Regions from separate parts of the Homo sapiens genome. Here region 1 is linked to region 2. Evidence: chromatin loops called from intact Hi-C (ENCODE). Cell type or tissue: thyroid gland. All regions are shown on one strand. Links, peaks and the distances in the headings refer to the core of each region. The heading gives the core; the rest is flanking DNA.

Region 1 (15,700 bases), core at 6,197-11,196, 64 kb before region 2:
TTGTCTCCTCTTGGACTTGGAAGTTATGAAAGAATGCAAAAGTTCCTTGCAAGATCTCTTCCAAAGAAAAATTCCATTGCAACCAACTCTGGTACTTTGTGGTTTCACTGAGTATTTTCACATAGCTGAGAAAGATTTAAAAATCAAGCTGATTTCACTCTTCAGAATTAGGCAAAACCTGCTTAACTTGCTCCTATTTATGGCATTTTCTTGAATATCTTACAAATAAAAGCTTATTGTCGCGCATTCAGACCTGCTGTATTTCTGAGATAGATTAACCTTTTGGGTGTTTTCTTCTTTACTTCTCTTAGTCAACTACGATTGCCACATATTCTGACTCAAGAGCATCATGCACTACATAGAGTTATTCTTCTCAAACTGTTCCAAGTGGCAAAGATGTTCTGAATGGGTGGAGCAGTTGCAAATAATGCTTAGGCACTTTGTGGTTGAATGATCATTCCCAGGGTAAGTTTAAACATGGTCTCTATCAGGCTCTCTTCTTTTCAGTATTCCATGTAAACTATACCTTCTGTTGTTATTGGTAATGACGTTTGCCATTGTATTTCTAGACCCAAGCAGAGTATTCAGTTCAGCCTGACTAATTATTTGGAATTTTGAGAAGCAAAAAGCTTGTGACAGTTACAGTGGTGTTAATCAGTATCATCTTTGTAGCACCCCCATGTCTTTCTCTCAAAAGGGTTTTATTTGTAAGGTGGTGACTCCTGAGCTCCACCATCCTCTGTCATCACCACCCACCTCTGCTGGCAGTGGACGCAGGTGGTGTGGCATCGTCTGCTAAGTTGTTTCCAGTGAAAAGCTCCTGTTATGCAGCATGCCTGGAGAATTAGGCCATAACAACACTTCAGGCTTCTGAGTCAGACTCAGAGATAGTGGGAAAGCCTTCTCTGGAGGCTGCAGGGCCTCAGGGTCACCTTTGTGCACGCTCTTGTGGTGTCCGGAGTGGACAGCCAGTATACATAGTGCATAGTTGCCCTGATGGATTTTTTTCTTGGAATTGGACATTTATGTTCGAGACCTGGCTTTTTAGTTTTTGGCTTTGCCGTGTTCCTTGGGTTGCAGATTTCACTATATCTGAAATCTCAGAGTACCGAGGCTCCAAGGATGCTGCAGAGAAGAAGGTGAACTGGAATATAGGCAAGAGGTAGGTAGGATGGAGGATTTTGTCAGGGCAGATGGGAAGGAAGAAAATACATCTGCTGCACACTGCTCTGCAAAGCCATGCTTGGCCTGGGTTGGAAGGCAGAAGGCCGCGAGTGCCCGGGTTCCCTGTGACAGAGGCAACACGTCACCCTCTGGTGCCTGTCAGGTGGTGTGTGCTGTCACTCATGATAGCTCAGTGGAGTTCTCCCCCAACCCCGATTTCATCAGTGCATAACCTGCAGTTAGGATAAATACCGTGTTGTCAGTGCAAATAACTGGAGTCTTCCGTGGTGTGGTTAATACACTCAAGTTCTATCATTCTCTTGGTTTTAAAGTTCCACAGAAATTACTAGCTATTTAATATTATTATTATATTAGTTCACTTTAATTTACACTAATTTTATAGAGAAATAAATACTTTTAAAAAGATGTTTTCCAGCAGCCTGAGAATGACTACAGGATTTAGCAGTAGTGTCTTGTTTTGAATGGCATTTAAACACTTCAGTCATAGTTTTAATTTGAGAAATCAGGATTCAGATTTCCTAAGCAGGCAGTGTATCAGCTCTTGTTTTTTTCTCAGATTAATTATTTTGCAGTGTGATTGTTGTCTGTACTTTTGGCCAACCGTGGCCTCAAATTATTTGAGAATTAGGTGTTGTATTTAAAAAAAAAAAGCCAACAGGAGTCTTGTTTTCTCCGTGCGTAAGGGAGTGGCCGAGGGGAGCGGATGAGAACAGTGGCAGCACGAGTGCCCCGGCCTGGGCTTCAGAAGTAGCAATGAAGCAGCAGCAGTTTGTTTTGTTTTGTTTGGTTTTATGCAAAATTCTATATTCAAATTCTTAGCAGAGATGAATAAATATTTCCCCATCACTTTATATAAACAAATAATTTTTAGGGATGGGCAGACTGGCTCATGCCTATAAATCCCAACACTTTGGAAGGTCGAGGAAAGAGAATCACTGAGGCCAGAATTTTGAGAATAGCCTGGGCAACATAGCGAGACCCCATCTCTATAAAATAAAAAATGAAAAAATTAGCTGGGTGTGGTGGCATGTACCTGTGGTCCCAACTACTCTGGAGGCTGAGGTAGGAGGATCAATTGAGCCCAGGATTTGAGGCTGCTATGATTGCGCCACTGCACTCCAGCCTGGGCAACAGAGTGAGACCCTGTCTCTTAAAAAAAAAAAAAAAAAGAAAAAAAATTTTAAAAACAATTCCTTGTTTTTAGAAGTAGAATTCACAAGCCAGGGTAATAGTTGTCTTTAATCATACAATTAAGATGCATATACACTCTTCTTTTTTTTTTTTATACAAAGTCTCTATCACCTGGCTGGAGATCGGTGACACAAACATGGCTCACTGCAGTCTTGACCTCCCAGGCTCAAGTGATCCTCCTACCTCAACCTCCCAAGTAGCTGGAACCAAGGCACGCCCCACCACGCCCGGCTAATTATTATTATTATTTTATAGAGAGGATGTCTCACTATATTTTAGAATTTGGGCTTCTTAATGGTGTCTTGTTTCATGACTGAAAATCTGAGAAGCTACTTTTACTTTTGGGCATAAAGACTTGTTTGGCTGGTGGATTTCTTTGGTGTGGGAATTGCTTAAAATGTCCAGGCTGGTCTCGAAATTTTGGCCTCAAGTGATCCTCCTGCCTTGGTCTCCCAAAGTGCTGGAATTACAGGCATAAGCCACCGCAACCACCTCCTTTTTCTATTTTGTTAGAACATTCAACATATCAGATGATCACACTCTAGGAGAATTTCTGAACCAAACATTGGCTGATTTATCCAGGATTCATGTCCCTCTGTGAGACAGAAAGCTAGTTTCATGGGGCCCTCAGAAATCCTGCATGAGTAAAGTGAAATAGTGGGGAAAGCTGCCCATCCCCTTCTCCCCAGAAGGCTTGGGACCGCTGGCCCAGACAAGCTCCAGGTTATGCTCTGGTTGCGGAGTCTCGCTCTTTGGCCCAGGCTGGAGTGCAGTGGCACGATCTCGGCTCACTACAACCTCTGCTGCCCAGGTTCAAGCAGTTCTCCTGCCTCAGCCACCTGAGTAGTTGGGATTATAGGCACCTGCCACCACACTCGGCTAATTTTTGTATTTTTAGTAGAGACGGGGTTTCACCATCTTGGCCAGGCTGCTCTTGAACTCCTGACCTCGTGATCCAACCACCTCGGCCTCTCAAAGTGCTAGGATTACAGGTGTGAGCCACCGTGCCCAGCCTCTTGTTGCTTTTTTAGTGATGAGATGTTTAGCATTTTACTAAATGTTGGATATGCTTTGGTTTGGGTCATGCTAAGGTTGTAGAAATTTATTAATCTTAGCCTATTTTAAGGCCCTGTCTTTGGTATATTAGCCAGCATGGTGGTAGCTGAGGCCCGTGAGGTGGGATGCTCACTAATTGTAATGGTTCAACTTTTTACTCCTTTGAGCTGGGTTCTCATAAGTTGTTATTGGCTTTCTCACCTTTATGTTTGAATAGGAGAGAAGAAAGCTTGTTAAGTCAGTATTTTCTCTTTCAGAGAATTAAAAGTTGGTATCTATAAATGTGTGTATATGTGTTTAGTTTGTCATTGATTATCTCTTGAAGAAAAGAATTGCATATAGGCCTGGTGTGGTGGCTCACACCTGTAATCCCAGCACTTTGGGAGTAAGTGAGGTGGGCGAATCACCTGAGATCAGGAGTTCGAGACCAGCTTGGCCAACATGGCAAAGCCTCATCTCTACTAAAAATACAAAAATTAACCAGGTGAGGTGGTGGGCGCCTGCGGTCCCAGCTACTCAGGAGGCTGAGGCAGGAGGATCGCTTGAACCTGGGAGGCAGAGGTTGCAGTGAGTCGAGATCACGCCACTGCACTCCAGCCTGGGCGACAGAGCAAGACTCCATCTCAAAAAAAAAAAAAAAGAATTGCATATAAAATCTTTTGATGTCTTCTGCTGTTTTCCCTATAACAATTTAAAGAGGAAAGAAAAAAAAAAACCAAAGGACCATCTGCCTCTTAAAGGACATTCCGTGTGGCCTTTATCTCAGGATGTTCTTTTCTGATTCATCGTGTGCTTCCTCCTGGGCAGCCTACTCTCATATGCACCAGTTTCTCAAGCTTTTTAGAGTTTAATTAAGGCAAGCTTTACAAAATTTAAGTGTTTTCACTTTCATTTTAGTGGCACTTGGAGATTTAGTAAGTGTTATATATAATTCAGGCAAAACTCATATTTTGCTTAAACACTTTCTAAAATTTTGAAACGTTATATAAAATTAGTATTGATTTAGTGGATTATTACCCATACTTACAGCTTTGAAGAGTGAATATTGTATAGTTATTTCCTAAATTTATGTTCCTATTCTTTAGAATTTGAGCTCTTAATGGTGTCTTGTTTCATGACTGAAAGTCTGAGAAGCTACTTCTACTTTTGTTGGGCACAAAGATTTCTTTAGCTGGTGGATTTCTTTGGTGTGGGAATTGCTTAAAATGCCAAGTCATTCGCCTTCCAGGAGCAAAGCCCTCTGGTTGTCTTTGTGTAACCTTCAAAGAGAAACGAGATGCTTCATTTTAAAAGGCCTTGATGTGAAAATGTGTTTCAGATTTTTTTGGTAAATGTGTTGATGGAAAATCCTCTCAATTCTCAAGATAATTTGCACTAAAGTGCAAAAATACTTTCCTCTGTCAAGTATTTGCAAATGGTTTCAGTGAATATAATCTTATTTTTTTCCAACTATTTTCAGAGTAATTCTTCAATCCAGTGTTCAGAGCTGTAAAACATCTGAACCTAACATTTCTGGCAGTGCAGGCATTACTAAAAGAACCACCAGATCTGCTTCAAGGAAAAGCAGTGTTAAAAGGTGAGAAAAGAATCCTACTCTTCTGAAAAGTTGCAAGCGTTTGTTTTCCAGTTTAATATTTGGACCCTACCTCTGGAGACTGACATGAAATTAGGAGAAAGTAGAGTCTCTGTGATGGGAAATTCATCAAATGTGTATTCCTTGTTCATTATCTAAGAAAATCTGGACCATTTTAATGTAGGCTTTTGTTTTGTTTTTTAGAAGTAATTCTCAACACTGGAAGTATGGTCTCTGGGTCATGATATGGGAAAGTTTTAAGTTAAGAATTTCCAAAGCTGGCTGTCAGGACTTGGAGGACATTTTTCTAGGTGTATATCAGATACAGCATCATTGCTGGACGATTAGCTGCAAATGAATGTGATGGTAGAAATGAGATAACCAGAGAGTTTGAAGATCCTTCTCTACCTAGTGACTCTTTGTCCTCTTGGCCACAGCCCACACCCGAGGCACTAGTTCTTTCACTGTCGTCACTGTCTTCAGTGAGTGTAGGCAGAATTTCACAAGGAAACCAATGTGTTCTGTGGCCACGTCGGTGACTCTGTTGTCTTTGGATATTTCTCATGAAGTGGACATGTCATTTTTAAAGTATTCTGAAAACAGATCCCATCTGAAGAGAGAATAAATAGCCCAGGAGTGGAAGTGGGGATAGATGGCTCAGGAGTAGAAGGGGGCACCTTTTCATCGTTGCCTGGTGTTGGCAGCCCATGCAGTCCTGTTTCTGTCCTCCTGGTAAAAACGATCTCTTCTAATAGACATGAGCGACCTGAAGATAATCAGAACCAGACTTTAAAATGTCCTGCACGTGTACCCTGCTTCTTTTCAGCTTCCCTGCCATGTATATCCGAGGCTTTGGGCCTAGGGGCCTTATCAGTGTGAAATTAGTCCCCAGTGCAAAGCAGCCAGTCTCCCAAGAGACCTTGGCAGAGCTGGGAGTTCTGTGTGCTTTGCCTTTTGAAGACTCATTCAGCTCTGCCATGTCTCCTCTACACTGTTTTGTACAACCTTACTGCACACTTAACACTCGCATGGGGATGCAGCAGTGCCCCGGCATAAGGATTGGAGGACTGTCAGGCACTGACTCATGATTCCAGGATTTAAAATTTTTCATTAGAAATGTACCAAATATTCCTATTTCTTTACTGTTTGATTCTTCTTGAGAAGAATATTAGAGAAATACTGACCAAAGGTCAAAGATTTCGGTACATTGGAACAATAGCGGAGTGTTATTTATAACAGTGAGAAACAGGAAATGGGCTCAAGATTGTTACATTATGCCAAATGAATTGGGAGTCATACATTTAGTTTAGTACACGAAGCAGTAAGTGAAAAGAGCCATGCATAACAATTCTGAAGTATGGGCCGGGTGCGGTGGCTCGCGCCTGTAATCCCAGCACTTTGGGAGGCGGAGGCAGGTGGACCACTTGAGGTCAGGAGTTTGAGACCAGCCTGGCCAACATAGTGAAACCCCGTCTCTACTAAAAATACAAAAATTAGCCAGGTGTGGTGGCAGGCACCTGTGGTCCCAGCTACTCGGGAGGCTGAGGCAGGAGAATCGCTTAAACATGGGAGGCGGAGGTTTCAGTGAGTCATGATCACACCACTGTACTCCAGCCTGGGCGACAGAGTGAGACTCTGTCTCAAAAAAGAAAAAAAAAAAATTCTGAAGTATGACTCTAATTTTGTAAGCGTAAGTATACTATATATGTATAGAAATATAGAGATGTATAAATATTTATATACCTACAATACATCTGTATTTATAGATGAGTAAGTTTCTATATATGCATAGAAATAAGACAGGAAAAATATGCTATGATACTAATAAAAGTTCTGGTTGGTGGGACAGTTGGGATTTTTTTCTTTTTTATCGTCTTATTTTCCAATTTTTCTACAATAAATGAAGGGAAATGGGAGTGTTTTAACTGACACTTTTTGGTGAGCCAAGCTATTAAAAATTCAGGCTGGGCGCGGTGGCTCACGCCTGTAATCCCAGGACTTTGGGAGGCCGAGGCAGGTAGATTATGAGGTCAGGAGTTCAAGACCAGCCTGGCCAAGATGGTGAAACTCTGTCTCTACTAAAAATACAAAAATTAGCTGGGTGCAGTGGCGGGTGCCTGTAATCCCAGCTACTCGGGAGGCTGAGGCTGGAGAATCACTTGAACTTTGGAGGCGGAGGTTGCAGTGAGCTGAGATCGCGCCATTGCACTCTAGCCTGGGCAACAGAGCAAGACTCTGTCTCAAAAAAAAAAAAATCAAATAAAAAGCCTATCGTTGATGACAGTTAATTGTTAATTTTGACATGTCTTGAAGGGGCATATTCTTTTTAGGTATGAGTGCTCAGGCTTTTTTTTTTTTTTTTTTCCTTTGACATGGAGTTGCCCAGGCTGGAGAGCAGTAGTGTTTTCTCGGCTCACTGCAAACTTCGTCTTCCAGGTTCAAACCATTCTCCTGCCTCATCCTCCCGCCTCATCCTCCCAAGTAGCTGGGATTACTACTTGTGGGTGGCATGTGCCACCACACCTGGCTAATTTTTGTATTTTTAGTAGAGACGGGGTTTCACCATTTTGGCCAGGCTGATCTTGAACTCCTGACCTCAAGTGGTCCACCTGCCTCAGCCCCCCAAAGTGCTGGGATTACAGGCGTGAGCCACGGCGCCCGGCCGCTCAGGCTTTTGTTAACAGCGTAGTGTGTCTTGCACATTTAATTCTGCTGTTTGCTTTTTTAGATTATGCTTTTTAGGTTACAGAAGAGTAGAGTCCGGGAGCCTGGCTGGCACTTGCCAGGTCATATCGTCTTCCTGTGAGGAAGGAAGGGCTGGCCTTGCCTCTGTTTTTCTATCTAGGTCTCGTTGCGTTTTCATGTCACTCTAGTAACCTGAACTCCTGCCTCTCTGGAGAAGTGGTTCCTGGTTGCAGCAAGCATCTGCCTCAGGTCCCTGGCAGGGATGCTTTGAGGGTCCTAAGGTAGATTTCAGAGTCAGTAATCTGGACTGAATGTTGAAATGACCCAAAGCAGCTTCCAGGAATTTGGGATAGTTCTGAAAACCAAAAAGACTTCTTTTAAATTCCAAAATGGACTTTCAGAGATGATGTGGAGAGCAAAAGGAGTCTAACAGTGAGGATTAACTGGGACTCACAGTTTATTTCCCCACCTTCCTCTAAGTGGGTTCTTTCTTTGTGCCTCTTTTGGGACTTTGTCCTGTGTTCACATCACCCTACCTGTTATCCACCTACAGCTTACAAAAGAAAGGCAAATTATGTATAGGTTTTAAGAATTGGAGTTAGCCAAGCTGTAGCCTGGAGCTTTTATCCTACTGAATATTATTCATAATATCATACTAAATAGTATTCATTTCTGTTTGGAGGGCAAGAGGGAATTAGTATATTGGTGCACGGTCTGATTCTGGACAAAATAGTATGAGCTAAGATTGTTGAGTAAATTTAAAGTATTGAGTTGAAATCTTTAAACAGCAGTAGAAAAAAAAATAGAGCACCCTTTTGGGGTCCTTTCATCCCTACCTGCAACGTAGCAGGTTTACCAGTTCCTACTGGTTTGTCATCATCTCTGCGGCACATGGGAACTTGACCTTCCATTTTCATGTTCCTTGGCATCCAGGATGAAGACTCCACCCAAACTCGCTTTGCGCTTAATTGGTGCTTTTGATTTTTGGTTTTACTGAGAGGCTCTTCAGCTTTGGGGAACTTTTTCAAAAACGTCAAAAGAGCAATTACTTGGGGCAGCTGAAAAAATAGGAGTGATGTCTTAACTATTTGTCTTTGGGAAAAGGTGCCACTGTTTCTCACAGAAGATGACTATCCCCTCGTGTATCCATTTGAAGCTGTGCCACATCGAAACCTAAATCTCATGTGGCCACAGGTCTGGGACGGCGGCCAGGCAGCCTGTGTGGCCCTCGGTCCTGCCAGGGCTCTGTGTGGCACCTTCTCATTCCCTTCCCTGAGTCTGGAGAGGGAGGTGAGTGGGCTTCTCTACCTCCCACTTCCTGTTAGAGCTATAAATCCATGCTAACCTTTCTCTTTTAAGAATTAATAAATCCAGTGAATAATTGGCTCCGTTGAATCGGCCTGTTTTCAGTGTTCTCACATGACCTCTCTGAAGAGCTCTCTTAGAACAGTCTTGGAAATTTCATCATGCCCCGAGTGAGAGCCTGCAGCCACCTCATTTGCTCGCATTCACTCATGTCTTCACGCAGCCCTTCCGCTGGTGCGTGTTTGTTAGCTTATGCTGTTTCTTTTGGGCAGGCTCTTCTTTTTTTAAAATGATAACTTCATTCATTTTCTAAGAAACTGGCATGTACAAGTTACTTTAATTCTGAGTTGTATCACTAGGAACCATCACTTTCTGCTGCAGCTGCCAAACCAAACCTAAGGTCCGGGGCTCTGGAGTGCTTTGTACCTAATTCTTCATATTGTGGGGGCTGGGGAGAGAAATGCTCAGGTTCTTTCCTTAGCATCTTTTTTTTTTTTTTTTAAATGAGACAGAGTCTCACTCTGTTACCCAGGCTGGAGTGCTGTGGTGCGATCTTGGCTCACTACAACCTCCACCTCCCAGGTTGAAGTGATTCTCCTGCCTCAGCCTCCTGCATAGCTGGGAATACAGGCGTGCATCACCACGCCTGGCTAAAAATTTTCTTCTGTATTTTTAGTAGAGATGAGGTTTCACCATGTTGGCCAGGCTGGTCTTGACTCCTAACCTTAGGTGATCTGCCTGCCTCGGCCTCTCAAAGTGCTGGGATTACAGGTGTGAGCCACGGCGCCCGGCCTCTTTCCTTAGCTTCTAAAACCACGAGTGTTTTCAGGAGCCCTTCAGTTGGGAGCAGCTGCATCTAGGACCTCTAACTTCTTCAGTGTTCTCGGGTGGCTTTGCTGGTGTCACACCTGCCACTGCCTCTTGACCCTCAGAGTCTCAGATCTGGGCACCTGTTCCGTTGCCTCTGGGTGTTAATTTTTGGCTACTGCCATTATCTCCAAAGTCCATCAGGAGAGGAGTCCCAGAAGGTTGTCTCCAAATGTTTCTTTGTAAAATACTGTTTCTCTCCAGTGTTTTAAAATATTAATGATCCTTTGAAATTCCAGATATTTTCCCACTTGTCTCACTAGCTGGTCTGGATCTTTGACTCAGTGCTCTGTTGGGATCTCTGAAAACGAAATGATCGATTCAAACGCTTCTCCTTGAAGAGCGCAGCAGCAGCAGCATCGGGCGAGGAGCCCTCCAGATTGGAAGTGGTTTTTCTGACTCTTATTTTGGTTTTGTTTGCTTTCTGAAAGTTGTTACTGACCTGAAAGTGTAGCGTCGTGAACTGGGGAAGGAGAGAAGAGAGGCAGGATGAGAATCGTGGAGTGCGGAGGCAGGTAGCCCGTGGGGTGCCTCCTGTGCTCGGTGGAGCTGGAAGCCGCTTAGGTGCCAGAGCTTTTTCTGTGACCAAATTCTGGCTTTTGAAATAACCCAGTAACAGTTCTCTATCTTTTCATTCTGCCCGCTCCTCCCACAGCCTGGTCCCTCAGAGGAAAGGAAGGACAAGGAGTGCTTTGCAGCACGTGCCCCTGGCGGCGTCATGGTACTTTCCTGGCCCTGCTGCCCCTGCCCGTCCGTCTTTTATGATTTTTATTTACTCGTATTGGTTTTTTTAAATTTCTATTTTTTGCAGAACTGAGCCTTTTTCTGCCCTGCCTTTCTCCTGTTTGTCTTTCCTTTGTGGTTGATATTGTGTTGTCTTCTCCAAAGTATTTGTCATTAGAAACTTACAGCAAGCGTATACTTTTTAGCATGTCAGTATTTTTATTATGTTGCCCTCCTTGTCTTTGATAACTGCCTGTGGACGCTGTGTAAACTTTCTGGTAAAAATCCTTTTTTTTCCCCCTGTAGTCTCTCCATTTCAAGGACTAAAACAGTCTTGCGTTAAGTAAAAACCTGTGACCAGAGCTGAAGGAAGACTCTAGGACTGAAAACTGCAACAGAAATTAGCACAATTTGAAAACAAAACAAAATTGCAAAAGCCTTAGTTGCTTTTTCCACCTAAGAAGTTGATCAATGGAGAAAATGTCCACTGGAGTTTGAATAATGAACTTTGAGTTTGGGTGCAAGCAAATGACTCAGAGAAGGGTCCAGCTCTCAAGCTGAATGACAAACATGCTGTTGTAAATTTAGTCTCAGGTGTAAATACCCAAGCCCTCTGGTACCCAGGGAGCTGGCTGGTCTGTGGTGCATGTGTGTCCCTGTGATGGCAATCATTGTAGTTGCTGGCCTTCAGAAGAATTGAGGATCTGATGGAGGTTTTTTATGTATTTATTTTCTGTTCACCTTGTGACCCTGTGTCAAAATTTATAAAGATACAAAAGGCATTACTGAAATGGTACTTTCTGTAATTTGATACTATTTGGCTTAATCATCTTCACTTGACTATTTGTAATACTGTTGTAATGTTAACTCTGTTAAGTACCCAAGCTGCTTGTCTTCCACCAAAGAGTGCTTTATTAACAAGAATCTGTGAAAATCACATTTAAACACTGTTGCATGTTGTAAGACCAGGTGGTACCTTAGTAACCTAAAACTTGCAAGAGAATATTAATGGTAGCTTTAGAAGACTCAGGAGGAGAAACTGACTTCAGAGTTGGAAGATGTTGCAAGTCGTTCCTTTTTCTGTCCTTCAGGGACTGAAGAACTGGGAGGCTGCCCATTGTTTGGTTGCCAGTCATACAAATTAAAATCATATTTCCTTCCATGAATGGAAGAAACACACTATTGGTTTTTCCCCTTGGAAACAGCAATCCCAAATAATGTCGGCTTACAAAAAAAAAAAGTTACCACTTTTTTAGAGTCCTTCCCTGTAACATTGGATTTTTTTTTTCCCTTATGAGATCCACCTAAGGCCATTGACGTGGCCTGCGATCTCAGTGACAATGATCTGCTTCTGGATCTCACTGTTGCCTTTGGTTAGGGAACACAACTAGTAACTCTGCAGAGTGCCTTCTCCCGCAGCCCTACTGGAACACAGCAGAGTCTGTGCCATGAAGCAGTTACAGAAACAGAATTGATGTGCTGCTAAAAAAAAAAAAAAAAATGGGGCCCGAAATAAAAGAATATATAGTACTCACCTCAGTTCCTTCCATAAGAAGTGGGTGGTTTAATGATTGTTAAGCCATTTTTGCCTGTGCCGGGAGCATGGAGGGCTGAGATGTCGACAGGCAGTGGGAAACAAATGCCCTCCTAAGCCACAAGGCGTGCGCCAGATTAGTAGGCAACTCCATTTTAAGAAGCTGCCTTTTTCACAAAACTGGAAGAAATAAAAGCGGTTGGAATAAACAAGTTAAAAGTCTTTAATGCAAAAAGTAATTGAAAGGCAGTGCCTCCATTTTGGTGTACTTTCTTGGAAGAAAGTATAAAATTGACCGGCATCATGAGAGACGGAAGATGCCGTGTTCTCAGCCAAACAAGCAACTCTTTCCCCGCCAGGCACTGTCGGGTGGGGTCAGGCCAGCTTTTAAACACTGGGGACTGGATCACAGAAAAACAGTGGTTTTCTGTCCCTGGAAATGAATAGGCACAAAGACCCACTTGGCTGTGGGCAGACTACTCTTCAATAAGATTTGGGTGGGAGGAGGAACATTCCTTTTGCTATTTTGAGCTGAGACAATATAAATATTCAAACTGTGCCATGCATAAAGCATTGAATTCTCAGGGCACCTCTTCTTCCCCTTACCCCTTTTAAGGCCATCCCCTCCATTAATAATAATCCAGGTAGTTGTGAAAATCGTGCTTCTATCTGATCCCTTCTTAGTTTGGCTTTTCATCCCATCAGAACAAGTAAACGTAGGCGCCACAGCTCTTGTGAGTACTGTCTCCCTCACGGTGAATGAGCCTCCTGGTGTTTCGTCCAAGAAAAGAAAGGGTGTCACTGGAACCACAGCCCTTTTTCATTTTATAAACTGCCTCTTCATGTTGCCTGCTCAAGTTTCCACCTAGAATTGCTATCACTGTGGCTCTTTCTAAAAATCTTTCTATTTAACTGGTTCACTGAAATTAGTCATAGAAAACTTGTGATTTGGTGAAGAGGCATTCCTTGTAATAACCAAATGACTTGGGATGGTGTGCATAGCAAGGGCAGTGTTACACTTATGAGGACTGTCTCTAGCATCCAGGAAGTCTCTGGGTCTGAGGGATGGAAAGTTCTTCCTGCTATGAATGAGAGTGGACTCTTCCCCTCACCCCCAACTGAAACCACAAACAACCAGAATCTTCTGGAATTCTGACTTAGAGTCGTTGTTATAGAAGACCTTGTTGCTATGGAACATGAAACTGTGTGTCAGATGGAGAGATCCCCTTAACCTAAGAGCCTTAAATAGCCCTGAAAGTACACTGGGACGGTTTGCGATGGAATTAAAATTGGAAGTGAATATTTTTAGGTGCTCTTGAAGCTTTCTGGGGACTCAAAATTATCAAAAGTCAGGGACAGTCCGGAGGAAGAGCGTCTGCAAAACTGGGTTCCTAGAAGTATAGACGGACTTAGCTTTTTGTAGAATTTGGTGAGGAGCAGCGCCTCGTGAGAGCAGAATGGCCTGGCGTGGCCAGTGCTTCCCGGCAGCACGCAGCTCTGCGGCCTCCAGAATTCCCCTGTTCTGAGCTTGATGCCCCTAGCCTGTCCCCTACCTACTTCCTCCCCTCCTCTCTAGCCCTCTCACAGGGGTGATTGCTACCTCTCTGTTTTCTTGGGCCTAGGCAAGTTTTAGAGGAGTTCCCAAGCATTGTTATGAGGCCAGTGTGCTCGCTGGGCTGGGCGGGATGGCCTGGGCTTGTGTGTGGCCTGAGGGCTCTCCTGGGGCCTTCTCTTTTCCCAGTCACCTTTGGAGCCACAGAAGCAGTGCACTCATTGGATGTCTGTTCTTAACACAGCTTCTCTTTCTACATTAAAAAAAATCATTATTGCATTTTGGAAAGCAGTGCTCATCAAAAGCAACTTTTAAAACCTATTTTATTGTTCCTTTAAATGTTCTCTCCCGCTGAAACTGCCCTGGAGAGGCTATCTGCTGCTCTTCCATTTACCCACATCAGGTTATTCTCCATGTCACTCAGTGGAGATGACTCCAGATGTGTTTAAAGACTGGACAATTCACCTATACTGTGTAGGAAATTACCTCCTTAATTACCTGGTAGAATTGTCAGCAGACATGTTCATCCGATGATAGTACTGCAGTTTTCTATTAATAATTTGCAGACTTTTATCTAACCTGCACTCATGTACAGATTATTAAAAGTTTTAAAATGTAACTGATCAGTATTGATCAATCATTGTCTTGATTTTTTTTTACAGCGTATATTTCTAATCATATTTTTTAAAGCCAAGAGAACTGGTTGAATGAATGTTTATTTTCCTGAAGGTATTTTTAAGATAAAGCTTCCTAATGGCGTGTAAACTTTGCATATGTATGTAGTTTGATACATATTGTCACATTTGAAAATCTTGTGGGTTGTAACTGGTTTTATACAAAATATCGAATAGTGGAAATTGTATAATTACAATCATGTAATTAAAAGTATTAACCCAACAGCCTTTTTGTTTATTGTGTTACTTACCAAGCATTTTGAATTCTGGTAGGCAGTGGGTTAGATCATAAAGCAGAGGTAACCCGGAATCTGTGTAAGTTTTCTAGGACGGCCATAATGGAATACCCCAGACTGGGTGGCTGACACAGAAGTTCATTTCCTCACAGTTCTGGAGGCTGCAAGTCCACGACCAAGCTGTGGGCGGGCTTGGTTTCTCCCAAGGCCTCTCTCCTGGGCTTGGAGGCGCTGCCTCCTCGCAGGGCCTCTCTTTGGTGCCTGCGTGGCCCTGGTGCCTCTCTTCCCCTCTACTCCCCTCTCAAGAGGACACCAGTCAGATTGGATTGGGGCTTACCCCGATGGCCTCATTTTAACTTCACCACGTCGTTAAAGTCCCCATGTCCACATAGAGCCACATCTGAAGGGGCTGGGGTTAGGGCTTTAGTGTTTGAATCTGGAAGTTAGTCCAGCCCCCTTCTGTAGGGTAAGGTGGTGAGTGACAGGGGGCTCCTGCTGCCAGGCCATTCCTCACACCCCAGCACCAGCTCACACAACACAAAGTTTTGACTTTCTGCAGACCTCTAAAGATAAGACTTAAGTCAGTCAGGCTCTTGGGATCCTGCAGGGCATTTTGCCTGCCAAGGTCGGGCGGCACCGGCCCCAGCACCCTCCCCAGCTTGTGGTCCAACCCCGGACGCCAGACCCCTGCTTTCTACCTGCCTTGCCTCTGGTGCCGGGCAGGACCCCAAGGGCTCAGTGTCCACACCTCACACACAGCTTACTGCTGAGACTCAAGACCCTGTGTTCTGTCGAGTTCTACCCAGTTCCCCCAAGGAGCTGTGCTTGGATTCACACTGGGTTACAAGTGTCCAAAGTAAAAACCAGAGACCTGCCTTCTCGCCCCTCTCCCGACTCCACACCACACATGACCCCCCAGAGTGTTCATTTGCAGACCCTGGCTCTGTGGGAGCTGTGGCCTCTCCCTGCCCCTCCATGGCTTCCCCTGAGGCCACTAGAGCTCTCCCCTGACCCACTAGAGCTCAGGCAGCTGGCGCCACCACGCAGCTCCGTGAAGTCCCTGAGTGCTGCAAAGGGGCCGGCTTGGAGGCATTGTTTGAGATGAAACCACGAGGCATG
Region 2 (15,700 bases), core at 3,555-8,554:
AATGTTCTGGAACGAGATAGTGGAGATGGTTGCACAAAATTGTAAATTTAGTAAATGTCACTGAGTTGTACACTTTAAAATTGTAAAAATAGTAAATTTTGTGTAAAATTTAGTAAAAATAGTAAATTTTTTGTAAAAATAGTAAATTTATCTTAATGAACCAGAGTAAAAATAGTAAATTTATCTCAATGAACCAGAATCACTACATGCAACAGAGACCACACTTTGAGAAGCACTGCTTCAAGCTAAAGTTATCTTTGGTATCTTTAAACTGCTCATCACCAAACCACAACACCAAGGAATCATGATCATGTGAGAGAAGGGCCTGTCGTCTTCCCACTGGGCATCTGGAGTTAGCCTGCTCCCCTGTTTTCTTCTTATCTTCCTTACAGCATAACCAGCCACTGTAAGTTCTTAAAGCATGCCCTGTGAGCACTGCCGCCTCATTTCCAAGTCACAAATGCCCCAAATGGTTGTAAGAGAACCAACTCTCGTTGCTTCAGGATTCAGAACATCTTTAGAACTGAAATAGAGATGAGTAATCCTTACCTGGTATTAGATGGCCACAAGTTTCTTTTTTTTCTTTTTTTTCTTTGTGTGTGTGTGTGTGTGTGTGTGTGTGTGTGTGTGTGTGTGTGTGTTTGGCAGAGACAGGGTTTCACCACGTTGGTCAGGCTGCTCTCAAACTCAAGTGATCTGTCCACCTCAGCCTCCCAGAGTGCTGGGATTACAGGTGTGAGCCACCGTGCCCGGCCATGGCCATGAGTTTCTTACGGGGCTATTGACTACTGCACAATTTACTGAGAGTAAGGTTAAGCACCCTCATATTTTTTACTGATTGTTTTTTCTTCTAGGAGATTGCATCCTTAAATGCATTCCTAAAATACAACTCTACCACATTAGCATAAGTTATTCACACATTGTGTTTAATGTGGTCAGTTTAATAGACTGATCTTTTTCATAATCTGATATATGAAAACAGCTTTTAGTAATCATAATACCAAACAATAACACACATCTTATAGCATGGAAAAACAAAGCACATCAAAAATGCTGTGAAGTGTGGATGCTGAATAATACTACCAGCCCTTCCATGATTATTATATATATTCCAGTGGTTATTTATTACCACCAATGGAAATGCAGTGAAACTTAACTGTATACAAGATGTAAATTACCTTGAATTACTTAATAGAGGAGTCCCATTAGGAATAATAAAATACACTAACATCTTCCAGATTGACTTGGAATTCACAGAACCATTAATTGAGAGTTTAGACACATGTAGCTTCATTACTTTCAATTACATGCAGGGAGCAACACCTGGGTGAGAGCCAAGGAGGAGAGGCCAGGTCAGGCTGGCGAGGATGTGAGTTCTTGTTAATTACCAAAGCACTGCATTCAATCTGCTCTGTTTTGCCGCTGAATTCCTGCTCTCTCTCTCCTTACCTTTTTCTTGTCCCTAAAGTTAGGATGATTATAACCTGTCTTGCATTCTTCATATAGTTGAATGGAAGACAAGACCAAAGAAGTCAATTGAAAAAGGTAAAAATAAATCTCACTATTTTATAATTGTTTCTACTTGCATAATATATGCAAAAACAAAAGTATTTTTCCTAACTCTAAGAGGATCTGATCTTTTATGCCAGTTGAGTCAATTATGACAGGATCAATGAAGTTACATAATAGTTCCTGGTTTCACTATTCTAAGGGTGATAAGTGAGTTCAAATTCAGTTTCCCACAACAAATGAATAAAGCAAGTAGCAAGTACATAGGCTCAAAGTCAGGAGTTGTAGAACCATAAACCATTAGTTAACAATCAGGATGCACCAGAAGAACTTCTAGCAAGCGGAAATCCATTCATGATGATCAGATACACAATGTTTAAATCATGAAATAATTTCCCCAACCTGCTAATAATATTTGTATTCTTGGTGTCATTGAGGGTCTTTCCAACTTGCCTTCTTATGACAAAAGGTTACTGGATAGCTTAGTGCTTTGTATACTCAAAGCAATTGTGCCAATAGAAATTTTTATTCTCTCCCATTCCTACTATTAAAAGTTTGATCTCTAGTTGTAACTTTAATCAAGGCCAAATAAATAATTGGGGATTTAGAACTTTTTATTTCCTCATTTATTCTAGATCCTTCAAGTTGTGAGCAACAGAAAACCCATCTGGAATAAGTAAAACCAAGGACTTTGTTGGCTCAATAAAAAAAAAAAAAATCTACCAGGAACAGTGATTCGCTCCAGAAATTCCAGACCAGCCTGGAACTCCTGAGCTCAGGCAATTTGCTTGCCTCAGCTTCCCAAAGAGTTGGGATTACAGCCATGATCCACCATGCCTGGCCAACTTGACTTTATTTATTCATTTATTGAGATGGAGTCTCACTCTATTGCCACAGCTGGAGTTCAGTGGCGCAATCTTGGCTCACTTTAACCTCCACCTCCCAGGTTCAAGTGATTCTCCTGCCTCAGCCTCCCCAGTAGCTGGGATTACAGGTGTGCACCACCACATCCAGCTAATTTTTGTATTTTTAGTAGAGACAGGGTTTCACCATGTTGGTCAGGCTGGTCTCGAACTCCTGACCTCAGGTGATCCACCTGCCTCAGCCTCCCAAAGTGCTGAGATTACAGGCGTGAGCCACCATGCCTGGCCGACTTGACTTTAGTGCATGCACAGAAGTCCCAGAATTGAATCACGGGCCTATGTCTTGGGTCACACATACACCATTGAACCCAGTTGCTGTACTGAAGATCATTTAATTCTCTCATCATCCAGGCTTGATTACCAGCCCAAGCTGGAGTCTGATTGAAGTCATCACCCCCTGAACCACTGGAACTGAGAGTTGATGGGGTGGTTCCCTGAGGAAAATAAGGTTTCTAAACCAGCAGGTAGGAATAGATGCTGGGCAGGTAGCAAACAGAATTCCTTGCATGTGATGATGAGCATGAATGTGGTATTGCTGTGCCTCTTGTCACACTGGATTATTGGCCTGCATTATAGTTCTTTGTCCTTATTTCTCCTCCCTAAGGTTAGAAATAGTGTCTAATTCATTTCTGAATCCCTTCCTTCCCTTCTCTCTGGTTTCATCTTCAGTGCCTTTTATTCAGGAAATATTTGTTGTTTGGTGAATGAATTTCTTGTTTATATACATGTACTTATGACAAGTAATTTTACATGTGTTAAAAATAAAAATGTGGCTGAGTGTGGTGGCCACATTTTTACTTTAATCTCAGCACTCTCGGAGCCCAAGGCATGAGGATCACATGAGCCCAGGAGTTTAAGACCAGCCTGGGTAACACCATGAGACCCCATCTCTACAAAAAAATTTAAACATTAGCCAGCTGTGGTGGTGTACACCTGCGGTCCCAGCTATTCGGGAGGTTGAGGTTGGAGGATCACTTGAGCCAGGGAGGTTGCGACTGCAGTGAGCCATTATCATGCCACTATACTCTAGCCTGGGCAACACAGTGAGACCCTGTCTCAAAAAAAAAAAAGTAAAAATGCAGCAAATTAATTAATAGATGAGAAGCTGATAAATGCATATTATAAGACAAACAGATGTGATACTGTTTCTTTTTCTGAAAGATTTATTATTTTACACATTTGTGGATAATTGTAAGCTGAATCTTATATAGTGCTTACTGGGTACGAGTAATAATTTCTAATCATTTCTAAGCATTTTGTATCTGTTCATTTAATTCTTTTTTTTTTAGATGGAGTTTCGCTTCTGTTGCCCAGGCTGGAGTGCAATGGCGCGATCTCGGCTCATCGCAACCTCCGCCTCCCAGGTTCAAGCGATTCTCCTGCCTCAGCCTCCCTAATAGGTGGGATTAGAGGCATGTGCCACCACGCCAGGCTAATTTTGTATTTTTAGTAGAGACGGGGTTTCTCCATGTTGGTCAGGCTGGTCTCGAACTCCCGACCTCAGGTGATCTGCCTGCCTCGGCCTCCCAAAGTGCTGGGATTACAGGCATGAGCCACCACGCCTGGCCTGTTCATTTAATTCTGAACCTGATGAGGTAGATGCTTTTTCAGTCCCATGGTATGCTGAGATGAATGCCTCAGCAAGTGGAAGAGTCAGGCTCATGAACACGTCTAACTGTCATGCTCTACTGCTAAGCATTGAGCTAAAACATGGGGTGTTAGTAGGACATAGTCTCTCTCCTTAAAGACCTATGCAAGCAGGAGGCAGACATCACTGTGTATATAAAGCACTAGTTCTTAGAATCACTCTAAAGGGAACCAGTCTCAGTGGCTCACACCTGTAATCTCAGCACTTTGGGAAGCTGAGGCGGGTGGGTCATTTGAGGTCAGAAGTTCAAGACCAGCCTGGCCAACATGGTGAAACCCCGTCTCTACTAAAAATACAAAAATTAGCCAGGCGTGGTGGTGCACTCCTGTAATCCCAGCTACTCGAGATGCTGAGACAGGAGAATTGCTTGAACCCGGGAGGCAGAGGTTGCAGTGAGCCAAGATTTCGTCATTGCACTCCAGCCTGGGTGACAAGAGTGAAACTCCATTTAAAAAAAAAAAATTGCTGTAAAGGGGAATTGTGTGTAAACCCACAGCTAGATCACTAATAGAAATGATTTCAAGACAAGCCTGAGCAACACAGTGGGACCCTGTCCCTACAAAAAATTTAAAAATTAGCCAGGCATGGTGGCATGCTCCTGTGGTCCCAGCTACTTGGGAGACTGAGAGATGAGAGGATCACCTGGACCCAGGAGGTAGAGGCAGCAGTGAACCATGTTCACACCACTGCACTCCAGCCTGGGTGACAGAGTGAGACCCTGTCTCAATTAAAAAAAAAAAAGAAAATAAAATAAAATAAAAGAAAGAAAAAGAAATGATGGACTGGGCACAGTGGCTCACACCTATTATCCCAGCACTTTGGGAGGCCGAGGCAGGTGGATCATGAGGTCAGGAGATCGAGACCATCCTGGCTAACACGGTGAAACCCCGTCTCTACTAAAAATACAAAAAATTAGCCGGATGTGGTGGCGGGCGCCTGTAGTCCCAGCTACTCGAGAAGCTGAGGCAGGAGAATGGCATGAACCCAGGAGGCGGAGCTTGCAGTGAGCTGAGATGGCACCACTGCACTCCAGCCTGGGCGACAGAGCCAAAAAAAAAAAAAAAAAAAGAAATGATATGAGGATATGCTTACTGAGGCCCTAGTGGGGGCAACTGGTATACACAGACCTCCCACAAAATATCATTTTGCAGAGTGAAAGTTATACTGTGTCTGTGCTAACATTGGGCTAAGATGTTGAAATAGGGCTGTTCTCCTATTTAGACTACACTTCAGAAGTGTGTTCATAAGCTAACACCTCACTTCTTTAAGGATGGTCTGTGGACCAGCAGCTTCCACATCTGAGAACTTTTTAGAAATGCAGAATTTCAGGCCTATCCCAGAGCTACTGAATTAGAATTTACACTTTACAACATCTGTAGGAGATTCCTGTATACAGTAAAATTTTAGAAGCATGGAGCTAAAGTAAAGATACACAGTCAGAAATTAGATCTGTCAGTATCATCTGGATAGATACCCAATCGTCCTTTTTGGCTGAGGCAGTTTAGCCTTATCCAGCAGCTGGTACATTTAATGTGTTCAGCCTGGGACCTAGGCACATCATTGAAAAAGATAGCCTGACTACCGCATAGGGACGGAGGTCCCTTTGCTGGAGCGCAGGCCCCATGTGTTCTGGGGCTCCTGGCTATCCTGCCACTACTGCTTAAATTGAAAGCTGGAAAAAGTAGAAGCCTAGCAGGCCGTAGAGAAAAAAACCACTTGGGGCCAAGTGGTGAGGAAAAAAGTGTGCTCTGCAGGAGCCTGGCAAGCAAGCTACCCCAGATCTAAGAAAAGAAGTATTCTTTCTCCTCCAGTGTCCCTCTAGCTCCCTCTACTGACAGGGCTTAACATCAAACTTCTGGCAAAGGAAAACAATTTAAAAGGTCCAGCCAGATGCATTTTTCACAGTGCAGGCAATAAAGGGTGAGTTTGGTGCTGCCAGGCAATACCTTAATAACTTGCATACTATAATGTACTTAACCAGTTCCCTAGTAGTGGACATTTTAGTGTTTCCCATTTTTCACCATTCTCAACAATGTTGAGTGACTGTAGACATATATATTCTCACACTTGAATGATTATTACACAAAAATTTTAAATTGAGGAGAGGGACATGAAGAGATTTGCATCCCATTCTTGGATTAATCAATCAAAGTAGGTCCTGGGATAAATTTGGCCAGAGAAAATGTGGAAATCAGCAGCAGCCTGGATTACTTAGAGATATCCAAGGGCTTTGTTAAGAGTTGGCCACAGTTGCTTTCTTAACAATCACTGTAGCTGCTAGGAAAAATTGTCTGTTTAAGAAGTCTTTAGGCCAGGCACAGTGGCTCATGCCTGTAATCCCAACACTTTGGGAAGCTAAGGCAAGAGGATCACTTGAGCCTAGGAGTTTGAGACCTGCCTGGGCAACATTGGGAGACTTTGTGTCTACAGATAAAATTAAAAATTAAAAAATTAGCAGGGAGGCTGGCCACGGTGGCTCATGCCTGTAATCCCAACACTTTGGGAGGCCGAGGCAGGCAGATCACCTGAGGTCGGGAGTTCGAGACCAGCCTGATCAACATGGAGAAACCTCGTCTCTACTAACAATACAAAATTAGCTGGATGTGGTGGTGCATGCCTGTAATCCCAGCTACTTGGGAGGCTGAGGCAGGAGAATCGCTTGAACCCAGGAGGCGGAGGTTGCAGTGAGTCGATTGTGCCATTGCACTGCAGCCTGGGCAACAAGAGTGAAACTGTCTCAAAAAAAAAAAAAAATTAGCAGGGCATTGTGGGACATACCTATAGTCCCAGCTACTCAGGAGGCTGAGGTGGGAGGATCTCTTGAGCCCAGGAGATTGAGGCTGCAGTGAGTCATGATTGCACCACTGCACTCCAGCCCGGGGACAGAGTGAGACTTTGTCTCAAAACAAAATAAAAAGAAGTCATTATAGGCTCAAGGATTCACTTCCCATCTCAGAATGGTCATCTAAGTCCAAGCTCTTAACCAGTCGAGCCTTTCCCAGTGTAACACACCCCTACCCAGCCACACCTAGGACCATCAGAGCTCTTTCAACTCCTTCAGGTTTATTTAATACCTGAGGAGGTGCATTTTTACTCTTAGGAGATTAATTTATTCCCCTTGGGAATATTTTTAAAATTGTATTATCATATTACACATAACATTTTATAGATGTTTGTAAACAGAATTAAAACTGTTGGCCAGGCACGGTGGCTCATGCCTATAGTCTCAGCACTTTGGGAGGCCGAGGCTGAGATCAGGAGTTCAAGACGAGCCTGGGCAACATGGTGAAACCCTGTCTCTACTAAAAATACAAATATTACCCAGGCGTGGTCCAGGCACCTGTAATGCCAGCTACTCAGGAGGCTGAGGCAGGAGAGTTGCTTGAACTCAGGAGGTGGAGGTTGCAGTGAGCCGAGATCATGCCATTGCCCTCAACCTGGGCAACAACTCCATTTCACACACACACACACACACACACAAAGTGTAGAAGGCCCCATTTTCTGCATGAAAGCCTTCTTTTTCCTGCTCACCCCCACCCCAGTTCCTACCTACAAATTCCTCAGTTCAGCCTATTGGTGTTCACTTCTTAAAGAAATATCTCAATCCATTAATCAAGTGAGCACCCACATTATGCCAGGAAATCTTTACAAAGATCCTGGAAAACTGGCATCATGATCATCATTTTATACACAAGGAAACGTATGGTCAGACACCTAAATGATTTGTCTGAGATCACAGCAGTAGCAATTAGTAAAGCTGGAATTTGACCTCAGATTTTCTAAGTCTAAGCCAAAGCCACTGCCATGTTGTAAAACATATATAGGCTGGGCACGGTGGCTCAAGCCGATAATCCCAGCACTTTGGGAGGCCGAGGTGGATGGATTGCCTGAGGTCAGGAGTTCAAGACCATCTTGGCCAACATGGTGAAACCCCGTCTCTACTAAAAATACAAAAAATTAGCCGGGCGTGGTGGCGTGCGCCTGTAATCCCAGCTACTCTGGAGGCTGAGGCACAAGAATTGCTTGAACCCAGGAAGTGGAGTTTGCAGTGAGCTGAAATTGCACCACTGCACTCCAGCCTGGGCGACAGAGTGAGACTCTGTCTCGAAAAAACAAACAAACAAACAGAAAACCCCATCATATATAAATAGTCTACGGGGCAAAGACCCAGTAGACTTGCTATCTTCTACATTGGCTTAAAAGGCCTCACCATGTGCTATGGTCGCTGAAGTCGCCTGTGAAAGCCCCTCCCTGTCTGTTCTGGTCCTGGTGGTCCTTCCTTCAGGGTCCCTTCCCACAGACATCTGAACACCTCTTCACACATACAGAGCCCCCTCCTAAGTCTTTGCCCCTCTGTCCTTTGGAGTTCTCAATCCTAGCCAGGTCTTACTAGAGAGGGGACAGAGGTTACTTCTGAGGGGATGAGCCCTTCCTTCCCAACATCTTTTGGAGCTATGACCCAGCTGAGAGATTAGCAAGCAGTGAGGATGTTGCCAACCTTTATGGAGCATCAGCTGAGAGTTAGGCCTTGCATGTGCAGAAGTACAAGATGTGGACCAACCGCCCTTGTTTTTGATTATTGATCCCCAGGAGCTGGCTACCCTTTTGTTTTCTTACACATTTTTTTTTTCTGATTACAAATTTACATAGACACACACACAGGTAAAAAGAAATTCAAATATTATCAAAATATATGACCAAATATCCTTGTAATATACCCCTCCCCCATCATTATTAACAGTTTAGCATATTATTTGTTTTGCATTTTAAAAAACTGTAATAGACTACTTTTAGAGTGGTTTCATATGCACAGCAAAATTGACCAGAAAGTACAGAGCTCCATAAGCCCCCTGCTTCCACTCACAGCCTCTCCACTGCCAACATTCCCCGCCATAATGGCACACGTGTTACAATCACTGAGCCCACATCCATGCATTGTTATCACCCAGAGTGTGTAGTTGGCACTAGGGCTCAGTTGTGGGGATGCACATTCTGTGTGTTTGGACAAATGTATAATGACATGTATCTACCATTATGGTATCACACAGAGCAGGGCTGCTGCCCTAAGTAACCTCTGGGCTCTGCCTCTTCATCCCACCCTCCCCCATCAACCCCTGGCAACCACTGATCTTTTCACTGTCTCCATAGTTTTGCCTCTGGACATATCCTTCCAGAATGTCATAGAGTTGGCTAGTACAGGAGGTAGCCTTTTCAGATTGGGGAGCTGAAGAACTTGCCCAAGGTCACCCATGATGTAACATCAGGCTACACTAAACATCAGGCTCTACTAAAAATACAAAAATTAGCTGGGCGTGGTGGCATGCATCTGTAATCCCAGCTACACAGGAGCCAGCCGATTTTTATATTTTTAGTAGAGACGGGGTTTCACCATGTTGGCCAGGCTGGTCTTGAACTCCTGACCTCAGGTGATCCACCAGCCTTGGCCTCCCAAAGTGCTGGGATTACAGGTGTGAGCCACCACGCCCAACCCAGATTGGCATATTTTAAATAATTTTTTGTCCTTAAGTATACATGATTCTTTGCTTATTATTAATTAAATAGAGATAATGGCAAATATATTGTTCAGCAACCTTGTTCAGGTAAAACTATTGGCTATATTTTCTTGTCAGTGTATATAAAATATAATGATAGTAATAATAATAGCTAATATGATTGAACATTCACTATGCACCACGTGCTGTTCCACTGTAAATGTTTTCCATGTGTGTTATGGGCTGAATTTGACCCGCTAAAATTCATATGTTGAAATCCTGACCCCCAGTACCTTGAGATGTGACTATATGTGGAGATGGGGTCTTTTGAGGAAATTAAATTAAAATGAGGTCATCAGGGTGAACCCTAATCCTATATGGCTGTTGTCCTTATAAGAAGAGAGTAGGGCACAGACATGCATAAAGCAAAGGTTCTGTGAAGACAGAGGGAGAAGACAGCCAGCAGCAAGCCCAGGAGAGAGGCCTCAGAAGAATCTAGCCCTGCCAACACCTTGATCTGGGACTTCCAGCCTCCAGAACTGTGAGGAAGTAAATTTTCCATGGTTAAGCCCCCCAGCCTATGGGCCTTTGTTATGGCAGCCGGAACAAACTGACACAGTGTGTAACTCAGTTCTTCTCACCAGAGTCTTGAGAGGTTAGCACTATTGTCCCCATTTTACAGGTGAGAAAACTGAGGAGCAGGGGAGCTGAAGAACTTGCCCAAGGTCACCGGTGATGTAACATCAGGCTAGACTAAGATATTCTGTGGGCCGGGCAGGCAGAGTGGCTCACACCTGTTATCCCAGCACTCTGGGATGCTGAGGCGGGCGGATCACGAAGTCAAGAGATCGAGACCATCCTGGCCACCATGGTGAAACCCCATCTCTACTAAAAATACAAAAATTAGCTGGGCGTGGTGGCACACACCTGTAATCCCAGCTACTCAGGAGGCTGAGGCAGGAGAACGGCTTGAACCTAGGAGATGGAGGTTGCAGTGAGCCAAGATCGCGCCACTGCACTGCAGCCTGGTGACAGATCGAGACTCCGTCTGAAAAAAAAAAAAGATATTCTGTGGCAAAGAACATCTGACATCTCAGCAGTTTCACACAACAAAGGTTTATTTCTCACGCACGCAGCAAGTCTGGCAAGGGTTGGGGTGGACACATGATCCCCCCGGTTACTCAGGGGTCCAGGCTGATGGAGCCTTCATCTCAACACCCTCTCCGCTCCCTGAGGTAGAGGAAAGGGCCTGTGGTGAATCTGGCATTGATTCCTGAAGCTCTGCTGCTCAGCTGAGGCAGGTCACGAGACCACCCCTGTCTTCAAAGGGTGCACGGAAGCACAGTCCCACAAGTGTGCTGAAGGACAGAAGAACCAGGCCTCACAGCGACTGGCGACCACACAGGGCAGGCAAACCCAGACACACTCCAAAGCCTGCACTCCTAACCTGTATTCACAATACAGCAGGGTGCTGTGCGGTGCAGAATTCACTTCCTCTGAAGAGAGGCCTGGCCTTTGTGCGTGTGGCTACTGAGAGGTGACTTGGGGGTCCCTGGAATATCCTGCCTTATAGTTATTTATTTGCCTGGAGTGCTTTTGCGATCAGACAACCATAATCATGTGATTTCTGGTGGGGGCTTTGGGACATGCCCTATCAGTTGCGACCTCCGGAGGGGCAGAGACTAAAAAGGTCAGCCATGCAAACAGTGTGTGATCAAGTCCCAGTAAGAACGAGGACATCAGAGGCTCAGCTGAGCTTCCTGGGCTGGCAGTCCTCCAGTGCATTGCCACACGTGGACACCAGGCCGGTAACCATTCCTGAAGACAGGAGCGCTGCACATGGGGATCCACTATGGTTTTCGCTTGAGGTGTCTCTTCCTTTGGCTGGTTCTGAGTTGTAGCCTTCCACTGTAACAAAGCTATAACCACAAATATAACACTTTCCAGAGTTCTGTGAGTCATTCTAGTGAATTATCAGACCTGAGGGTGGTCATGGGAACCCTAATTTGCAGCTAGCTGGTCTGAATGAGGGTGGCCCAGGGAGCCCCCAAACTTGAGGCTGGTGTCTGACTTGAGGACACTCTTGTGGCACCTATCTGCTCTGACTCATCGTGGCTGTTGTCTGCAGTCTTAGGCAGACTTGGCAGTCTGAAGGACTGTGCCCTTCACCTCGAGCTTGGCTAACTCATTTTCAGATAGAACCTTTTCTTTATTTTTTTCTCTTTTGTTTTTTTCCTTGTTTTCATTCATTCATTCTCTCTCTTTCTCTCTCTTCTCTCTCTCTATTTTATTTTATTTTTTCATACAGAGTCTTGCTATGTTGCCCAGACTGGTCTTAAACTCCTAGGCTCAAGCAATCTCAGCTTCTCAAGTAGCTGGGACCATGGGCATGTATCACCATGACTAGCTATACTTTCTTAATCATATGCCAGCTTTCCTCTCCAGTTTTTTCCACCACCTTCTCCACCCTCTCATATGATCCTTACAGGACTATGTTCTACAAACATCCCTGGCTCCTTCAGGCCTCAGTGACCTCACGTATGCTGTTTCCTCTGCTTGACTTACCCTCCCTGAGCTCCTCAGGGAGACTATTCACCATTCCAGAGAAAGCTTGGAAGCCACCTTTACTTCAAGGTTGTTCGTTCCCCCACCAGAAAGTGTTAGTCCTTCCTTTTACTCTGCCTCATACTTTGTACCAGCATGTCCTGTGGGCTTTCTGTTTGATTATCCAACAAAAGTAAATATACATAAAGACAATGCAAATGAGAAGGTGTTAGGACTGTTCTGCAGAGATGGCTCACAATGAGGTACACCTCGCAGTTCTCGTGTGTTTGTGCAGTCACCTCCCTCATTGAATCTGGACTGGCTGTGACTCATGTTACCTAATAGAATGTAGTGGGAATGATGCTGTGCCAATTCCGGACCTAGCTTTTAAAAGAAATGGCAGCTTCTGCTTTCTTTTTCTTGGGATTCTCCTTGGACCCAGCTGCCATTCTGTAAGGAAGCCCAAGCAGCCACATGGAAAGGCCACTTGGAGAGGAGAAGCCCTAAAACTATATGGGGAAGGAGAAAGACTCAGCCATTCCTTTATTACTGGCAAATTTCCAGATCACTTTAGCCCCATTTGCCATCTGACTGCAACTGCCAGAGACATACAAAACAAGACCAGCAGAACTGCCTAGTTGAGCTCAGTCAACCCACGGAATTATAAGAAAATGAAATGGTGGTTGTTTTAAGTCACTTAAGTTTTGGCCTTACAGATCATTAAGCTGGGAAGTCAGTAACACAAAGATACCCAATATCCTGGGTATTTCCACAGCATAGGCAAAAATCCAAGAGGACGGGAGATGAACATCGTGAGAGAGAAGTGTGCTTTCTGTGACACAGAAGGCAGTTCAGTTCAACAAATGTCCAGCTGGAAAGCCATCTCTTCTGGTTGTTCTTCCCTGGCCAACTAAATTTTTCAAGCACTTCATGATGTGTGTAGCTTAAGTAAGCCCTTTAGGTAAAACTTCAATTTATTAAAGAAGAAAGACAAAGTTGTCTGCATGGTGAAGACATAATGATATGTAGAATGAATAAATAAAATGATCAATATTTTATTCTTAAAAATATTTGACATTTTTTAGGTAACAGAGGCATAGTAGCTTTTACTATTTATTAGAAATATTATTTTAAATAAAAGTAATCATGTAAATACAAGACATTCTTCTCACTACCTTTAATATTGGGGGAAAAGTTGAGAGTTATTGGCCCTCCTCTGGATCACTTGGGAATGAGAGAATTTGTCTTCTACACTTTTGTTTTGAGGCGGAGTTTCGCTGTTAATGTCCAAGCTGCAGTGCAATGACACGATCTCCGCTCACTGCAACCTCCGCCTCCCGGGTTCAGGTGATTCTCCTGTCTCAGCCTCCCAAGATGGGACTACAGGCGCCCGCCACCATGCCCAGCTGTTTTCTACACTTTTAAGAATGAAACTCACACCCGTAATTCCAGTACGTTGGGAGGCTGAGGTACGTGGATTGCTTGAGACCAGGAGTTTGAGACCAGCCTGGGCAACACAGTGAGACCTTATCTCTACAAAAAAGTAAAAATTAGCCAGGTGTGGTGGGGCATGCCTGTAGTTCTAGCTACTCGGGAGGCTGAGGTGGGAGGATTGCCTGAGCCTAGTTCAAGGTTACAGTGAGCTGTGATCATGCCACTCCTCTCCAGCCTGGGCGACAGAGCAAAACCCTGCCTCTTTAAAAAAAAAGAGAGAAAGAGAGAGAGAGAGAATGAGAGAATTTTTTTCTCCTGCCCCAGGGCCTTTCTACTGTTAAAGGATGTTTCTACCTGCTGTTTGCTCTGCTCAGAGCCAAGTTTCCCTAAGATGGCTCACTCCCTAAATTCTTTTAAGTCCCTGCTCAGATGTCTCCTAATCAAAGAGAACTTCCCTGACCAGCTTTTCTTTTCTTTCTTTCTTTCTTTTTTTAAGAGATGGGTTCGGTTGGGCGCAATGGCTCACGCCTGTAATCCCAGCATTTTGGGAGGCCGACGCGGGTGGATCATGAGGTCAGGAGTTCAAGACCAGCCTGGTCAAGATGGCTGAAACTCCGTCTCTACTAAAAATACAAAAATTAGCCTGGTGTGGTGGCACTCGCCTGTAATCCGAGCTACTTGGGAGGCTGAGGCAGAGAACTGCTTAAACCTGGGAGACGGAGGTTGCAGTGAGCCAAGATCGCACCACTGCGCTCCAGCCTGGGCAACAGAGCAAGACTCCATCTCAAAAAAAAAAAAAAAAAGATGGGTTCTTGCTCTGTTGCCCAGCCTGGAGTGGAGTGGCACAGTCTGCAGCCCCCAACTCCAGGGCTCAAGGAATCTTCCTGCCTCAGCCTCCCTAGTAGCTGGGACCATAGGCACACCCCACCACACCCAGCTTCTGACCAGCCTCTCTGCCCCATTTTCCACCTTTTCTTCCTCCATCGCATTGTCCACTGTGTATATGCATTTGTTTGTTTCCTGGTCCCTTCCACAAGAGTTTGAGCTTCCTGAGAGCAGGGATTGTTTTGCTCACTGCTGTATTTCCAGTGCGGAGAACAGAGCTGACACGCAACTGACACTTAATAAATATTTGTCGAATAAATAGGGGGTGAAATATCTGAAAACTCTTGCTTCCAACTAAATAGAAATGCTGAGCAACACAGTGTACTTGATTCTTTTGCTTAGCATCCAATATCATTTCTGCCATTACAGTAAGTCTTTAAAAGTGGTTGGGTTTTCTAAATTCATTATATAATTACCCTCTTAAGGCTGAGTGAGCACTTAAAAATGCAATTCCTAAATTGTTTTTGCCTACATGATATCTCTGCTATTGATGTTATCATTTATCAAACACTGTGATGGGACATATTATTAAAACATATCTTAAAAGAAATTCAGGCTCTGATGAGCACTACGGCATAAAGCAAAGAAGAGTGGATTTGTGCCAGTCCTAGCCCTACCCCATGTGAGCCATATGGCCTTAGCAAAGCCACTTAATCTCTTTGATATTTTTCTCTTTAGCTATAAAACGCAGATACTCTGCTAAGTCAGCCCAATAAGAGATGTTGTGAGGGTCGAATAAGAAAATACATAGAAGAGCTTTGAACACCTGCAAAGCATCATGAAGGGTTATGATTATATCAAAATAATAGTAAGTCATCAACTTTTGAGCACCTGATATAGCCAGGGAATTCGGCAAGAGCTCTGGAGCCATCTTTATCTAAACTCCCAGACAAGCTTTCCATGTAGTTGCGGGGGATGGTGAACAGTATGCACACAAAATACGTGCACATCTTGGCCCGGCACAGTGGCTCATGCCTGTAATCCCAGCACTTTTGGAGGCCAAGGTAGACAGATCTCTTGAGGTCAGGAGTTCAAGACCAGCCTGGCTAACATGGTGAAGCCTTTAGTAGAAGTCTCTACTAAAAATACAAAATATTATCTGGACGTGGTGGCGCACACCTGTAATCCCAGCTACTCAGGAGGCTGAGGCAGGAGAATGGCTTGAATCCAAGAGGCAAAGGTTGCAGTGAGCCGAGCTCATGCCTTGCACTTCAGCTTGGGTGACAGAGCAAGACTCCATCTCAAAAAAAAAAAAATTTGCACAT

Evidence for each region. Hi-C counts contacts between places; a loop is a spot of excess contacts. Peaks named below come from ENCODE experiments on the same cell type or tissue, not always from the same donor. Only the 100,000 strongest peaks of a DNase experiment are listed, where the experiment ranks them.
Region 1: a loop joins it to region 2, with 3 times the contacts of the local background. A loop is called at or near these places in 6 of 110 quality-filtered maps.

The regions. Positions count from the first base shown.
Region 1 is chr9:96,498,981-96,514,680 of GRCh38, reverse strand. CDC14B (cell division cycle 14B) reads left to right here. Exons shown (of 14, transcript NM_033331.4): 13 at 4,892-5,008; 14 at 10,892-14,568. The coding sequence ends at 10,928. Among named protein-coding and RNA genes, the nearest start is that of HABP4, 57 kb to the right of the region's middle. RefSeq lists an enhancer at 2,649-3,148. In thyroid gland, for the core only: no CTCF peak of the experiment used is centred there; DNase peaks (open chromatin) are centred at 8,894 and 9,190; H3K27ac peaks cover 2,514 bases.
Region 2 is chr9:96,432,219-96,447,918 of GRCh38, reverse strand. No RefSeq gene overlaps it. Among named protein-coding and RNA genes, the nearest start is that of HABP4, 10 kb to the left of the region's middle. In thyroid gland, for the core only: a CTCF peak has its summit at 5,905 (motif pointing left); no DNase peak of the experiment used is centred there.